Linked DNA regions of Homo sapiens: region 2 is linked to region 1. Evidence: chromatin loops called from intact Hi-C (ENCODE). Cell type or tissue: PC-3. All regions are shown on one strand. Links, peaks and the distances in the headings refer to the core of each region. The heading gives the core; the rest is flanking DNA. Region 1 overlaps CLNK (cytokine dependent hematopoietic cell linker). Region 2 has its middle 9.8 kb from the start of CLNK.

Region 1 (2,922 bases), core at 317-2,816:
CAAAGTGCTGGGATTACAGGCGTGAGCCACCGCGCCCGGCCCGTTTTTTTTTTTTCTTTTTAATCTTCTTGGGGAGAGAAAAAGAGAAAGACAAAAAAAGCTGATCTAATTTAGAAAACAAGAAAATAATCCTGAATCTTTGATGCCCAGGTTTCCAGAAAACCCATAAAAGCTTTTTCCCCCCTCTTCTTTTTGGTTTAAATTTTGATTCAGCAAGAGGAAATAAATGAACCTAGACAAAGAGAGGCCTTACATCTCATTTTTCAAATGCTTTCTCCTTTTTTTCTCTGTCTCGACTGTCAAGAGATGTAGCTTTTAATAGACCATCAATGTATGTAATGAGCAAATAAAATAACAACAGTGAATTACCCCTTTTATAGGTCCATAGACGTGTTCCTGGTGGTTTAATTTATAGGTGGTCATGCCTGAAAGATTCTGGATGCGTGATAGAAAACAACATAAAAAAGCAACACACACACACACACACACACACACACACACACACACACACACACACGTATGAATCCTCAAAATAAAAACTTGATTTGTACCTGGTAAGTAGACACCCCATAAATAGCCTGAGTAAAAAAGACATAATGAGCTGGCCATGGTGGTTCACGTCTGTAATCCCAGCGATTTGGGAGGCCGAGGCAGGCGGATCACTTGAGGTCAGGAGTTCGAGACCAGCCGGGGCAACATGGTGAAACCCCATCTCTACTAAAAATACAAAAATTAGGCTGGGCGCAGTGGCTCACGCCTGTAATCCCAGCACTTTGGGAGGTTGAGGCAAACAGATCATGAGGTCAGGAGATCAAGACCATCCTGCCCAACATGGTGAAACCCCGTCTCTACTAAAAATACAAAAATTAGCTGGGTGTGGTGGCATGTGCCTGTAATCCCAGATATTTGGGAGGCTGAGGCAGGAGAATCGCTTGAACCCAGGAGGCAGAGGTTGCAGTGAGCCAAGATCACAGTACTGCACTCCAGCCTGGTGACAGAGCAAGGCTCCGTCTCAAAAACAAACAAACAAACAAACAACACAAAAATTAGCTGGGCATGGTGGCGGGTGCCTGTAATCCCACCTATTCAGGAGGCTGAGGCATGAGAATCATCTGAACCTGGGAGGTGGAGGTTGCAGTGGGCTGAAATCATGCCACTGCACTCCAGCCTGGCCACAGAGGGAGGCTAAGTCTGAAAAAAAAAAAAAAATGTAGTGGACCTTCTTCTGCAGTCTGCAGGGAAGCTGGGAGGGGCCTCCCGTGAGTGCCAGAGGGGCTTCTAGAGAAGGAGCCCCCCAGGAAAATAGCCTTTCCTCTATCTCCTGGTGCCACACTTTATGATCCCAGCAGGTCCACAAAAAAGAAGGGAAAACAAGGTAGGGGAGGGAAATGAGAAGACAGAGTGAGGCCCAATGATGTGCTGCTCCTGGGGGTGGCTCCTGCCTTCTGTCCTCTGAGAATCTCCAGCACCCTCTCCCCTTCCTTTCCTCCACTTCTTACTTCCTCCAATCCATTCACTGTGTTGCAGCCAGGATCCTCATTGTAAAATCTGGCATTCCTAATGCCTGTAGTCACAGTCCATCTTTGGAACATGACTCACCGGCCCTCCATGGTCTGGTCCCTGACAATCCACTCTCTCCCTACAGCCCCGATTCTGCCCCCAAAGAGCAGCCATCATGAACAATTGGCCAAATCTCTGTCTGTAAACAGTAAACGCTGCATGTCACAGCCAGTATTCCCACAATGTCTACAATGAAAAGGTGCATAGGTGAACATGGGATTCATGCTTTCTTGTTCCAGACCCATCTCTCATTTGATCCTCTCAGTAACCAAGTGTTGAGAGAGCTGAAGAAACCTACCCACATCTCTCAGCGAAAAAAATGACATTTATTTTATTTCCATATTCCCAGCTCTTAGAATGGGGCCCCGCCCACAGGAAGAGTTCAATACAGATTGGTGTGAAGTGACAGAAATGAGCTTTTGTACAAGGTCTGCCCAACATCATGGTCCTGAGAAAGACACCTGAGTTTGAAGTCATTCCCCAAAAGACAATGGACACATTGGCCTGTGAAAGATCCCACGTCCAAAGTGTCTTGCTGAGAGTGTGTCAGCCACTTTTCTCAATTATTCCTGTTGACAACATTTCAGGTTAAGCCATATTTCTACTTTACAGATTGGGAGGAAAAGCCCAGGGAGGCAAAGTATATTGTTTGCAGCTGCACAACAGTAAACACCTGAATGGCATTCAGTATCAGGCCTATCTGACCCAAAGACTGTTTCTTTCCACTGCGTCATGCTGGGTTTCATGGAAATGGAGAGTGGCTGGAATCCTAGATTTACCCCATGGCTTATCTACTGCCCTTGGTACACAGTTGATTTCCCATGCTGATGAGCTCTGGGGTGTGGCAGATCTATCTTATCATGTTGTCTAGAGACATGGGTTTTCAAAGCACTTATCAAAAGATAATCAAACCCAGGAAGCCAGGGTTGGAGTCAATCATTATATCTCATCTGTGTTCCCCAGGGACTGTTTAATAGCAGCATTTGGCATCGAAGGTGTTTAGGTTTTGCTACATATTGAGAATATTGTAAGAATTAAATGAGATAATGCATGCAAAATGCTTACAACCATGCTTGGAATAGAACAAGTCCTCAGTAAGTATTTAGGCTAGAAATTTTTACCAAAATGAATTCAACAACACATTTATTTTTTTCTTAGTGCTCAATGTGGGCCGAGAATTACTCTCAGTGCTCAAGATATATCAGTGAACAAAATAAAGAAGATGGCTAATTCCTATGGAACAAAGCAGAAAAGGATCTCTATCCATGGAACAGAGAAGGACAACAATAACAGTAAACAGAATGAATCAGGAATGGGTATAGCATGTTAGCAGGTGATAAGGTGCTCTGGAAGGACTGTAGA
Region 2 (2,922 bases), core at 122-2,621, 83 kb after region 1:
CCAGCTGGACTTGCAAGATAGCTGTTTTATTTGGTTATCCTTGAGCCTTGTATAAGGAGCCTGGTAACAATGAATGTAAAAGGGATTCTTAGGTGTAAAAGCAATGTGAAGTGATTCTGATGTTGCTGATGGGAGAAAAGACTCTCCTAAAGAAATATGTTGGAGTCTTAACTCCCAGTTACATTAGAATGTGACCTTATTTGGAAAAAGGGTCTTTGCAGATGTAATCAAGTTAAGATGAAATCACTGGGGTAGTCCTTAGCCAAGATAACTCGCACCCTTAAAAAAGAAGAGAGCTGTACAGAAAAGAGAACCCCATTTGAAGAAACAGAGACACACAGGGAGAAGACAGCCATGGGAAGACAGAGGCAGATATTGGAGGTATGTGGCCACAAGCCAAGGAATGCCTAGGGCTGCCAGAAGCTGAAAGGGGCAAGGAAGTGTCCTCCCCTAGATGCTTGGGAGGGAGCACAGCCCTGCCCACACCTTGATTTAGGACTCTGGCCTCCAGAACCCTGAGAGGACTCACTTCTGTTGTTGTAAACCACCCAGTTGGTGGCACTTGTTCCAGCAGCCCTAAGTGCCTGATACAGAGCCATACATTTACAACTCTGATGCATCATTGCTTTGAAAATTCCTATAGAAAAACAACATTTATGCCTGAAGAGTACACATTTCTAGTTCCCTATCCCTTTTAATCCACAGTGAAACAATTGTTTTTAATAAATGTGATCTCAAATTAAGGATCTGAGATTTCTTAGGGATGCATATGGACCATAACCATGTGTTGCAGAGTGAGGAGATCGCAGTTTGAAACCATTTTGCAGCTCCAGTGGCCAGAAATCCTATGAATAGCAGCTATAATTTGTTTAAATAGCACTTGAGATAATGCAGTCAAATATTCTAGGCTTTTCAACAAAAAGACTGTCGTATCTTCTGGAGATGGTGTACCAGCTTCTTCAGCGTTTGCTATTGGTGGTGGTAGAGGCGAGGAAACCATTCCTAGGCCCTGTCCCTAAATCACCCCTGAGGATCCTACAATTGCCACGTCAGTCTTTTCAGCAGCAGAAGCACCAATGACATAAGTACAGCCAAATATACCGCCTCTTTTGCTGATTCATACTAGATTCCCAAATTCTATTTAATTTCTATCCGGCCAGGTGGGACCAAGTATGGGCCTTCAGCTTAGTATTCACACCTTTAGACACCTTGAGCCTGAAGGTAAGGAACAAGGGCACTCACACACAGTGGCTGGGGATGGGCTTAGACCCAGGAACTGTGCATGCACAGTCATGCACTGCCTAAGGCTGTTTTAGTCAATGATGGACTGTATATACAACGAAGGTCCCACAAAGTTATAACACCATAATTTTACTGTACCTTTTTCATGTTGGATAAGTTTAGATACACGAATACTATTATGTTGTGATTTCCTACCATATCCAGTGCAGTAACATGCTGTACAGGTTTGTAGCCTAGGAACAATAAACTATACCATATAATCTAGTTGTGCAGGAGGCTATTGTTTCCTAGGTTTGTGTAAATACACTCTACAATGTTTGCACAACTATGAAATCACCTAACGATGCATTTCTTAGAACTCACCCGAGTCACTTAGTGACTCATGACTGTATTATGTTATGGTGGTATATACTACCAACATTTCTCAGGGTGGGCATGATTTCCATTTAAAAAGAAGGAGATCATGCAGCATTTGTCCTTCTGTACCTGGCTTATTTCACTTAGCCTTATGTCCTCCAGCTTCACTCATGTTGTTGCAAAGATAGAATGTTCTTTTCTAACCCTAAATAGTGTTCCATTTATCCATTTATCTGTTGATGGGCAGTCAAGTTATTTCCATATCTTGCCTACTGTGAATAATCATGCAATGAACTCACGGAAGTAGAGAGTAGCATGGTGATTGACAGAGGCCTGGCAGGGATGGAGGAGTGGACTGGGAAAGGGGAGATATTGATCACAGGATACAAAGTTTCAGTTAGACAGGAGGAGTCAGTTCTAGTAAGCATGATAACTATAGTTAAGAGTAATGTATTGTATATTTCAAAATTGCTAACAGAATACATTCTAAATGTTTCCATCACAAAGAAAGGATAAGTATGTGAGTTGATGGATTTGTTAATTTGCATGATTTAATCATTCCACAATGTATACATGTGCCATAACCTCACATTGTACTCCTTAAATATATGGACAATTATTATTTAATTGAGAATTATTATTTCTCAATTTATAATTTAGTTGACAATTATTATTTGTCAACTAAAAATAAAAAATGAATAAAAGGAAGGAGATTGAAGCTGTGAAAGCTTGAATGTTATAAAATCAGAAAGCAGCTGGGTCTGTGCTTTAACTAGCTCATCCCTGGCCAACTCCAAGCCCTTCCATGCTTCTCCTTTTCTCTCAAGCTAAACTCAGTGGCCCTCTCTGTGCCTGCTTCTCTTTAACCCTGTCCTGGCCCGTCAGGGCCTCCCAGATCTTATGATAACAGAAGCAAGTTATGAGAAGGGGGATGAAACCCTCTCTTCTGAGTCATATTCTTGGAGTTTGCTTCCATATCCCCACAGCCTGGTCAAGGTCAGCTTTCCAAGTACATGGTGCACCAGGCTATTTTGTACAGAGGTAAGCATAATGAAGACGGAAGAGGAGAGGCATTTCCAGCTCAGAGTTTCATTTATTACCCCTATAGAGCATTCAATTCCCCTGCCTTGTCTTTGAGAATCTCATCTTGTCCTCGATCACAATTAGAGCTTTTTTTTTTTTTTGACAGGGTCTTGCTCTGTTGCCCAGGCTGGAGTGCACTGGTGTGATCTTTGCTCACTGCAACCTCTGCCTCCCGGGTTCAAGCAACTCTCCTGCCTCAGCCTCCCGAGTAGCTGGGATTACAGGTGCCTACCACCCTGC

What was found. Hi-C counts contacts between places; a loop is a spot of excess contacts. Peaks named below come from ENCODE experiments on the same cell type or tissue, not always from the same donor. Only the 100,000 strongest peaks of a DNase experiment are listed, where the experiment ranks them.
Region 2: it touches region 1 in a loop (2.0-fold over the local background); 2 of 110 quality-filtered maps call a loop at or near these places.

What each region holds. Positions count from the first base shown.
Region 1 is chr4:10,610,303-10,613,224 of GRCh38, forward strand. All of the region lies in intron 2 of CLNK (cytokine dependent hematopoietic cell linker), which reads right to left. Among named protein-coding and RNA genes, the nearest start is that of CLNK, 73 kb to the right of the region's middle. In PC-3, for the core only: no CTCF peak of the experiment used is centred there; a DNase peak (open chromatin) is centred at 1,549; H3K27ac peaks cover 916 bases.
Region 2 is chr4:10,693,093-10,696,014 of GRCh38, forward strand. It overlaps a transcript of CLNK not described here. Among named protein-coding and RNA genes, the nearest start is that of CLNK, 9.8 kb to the left of the region's middle. In PC-3, for the core only: no CTCF peak of the experiment used is centred there; DNase peaks (open chromatin) are centred at 1,569 and 1,909; H3K27ac peaks cover 2,046 bases.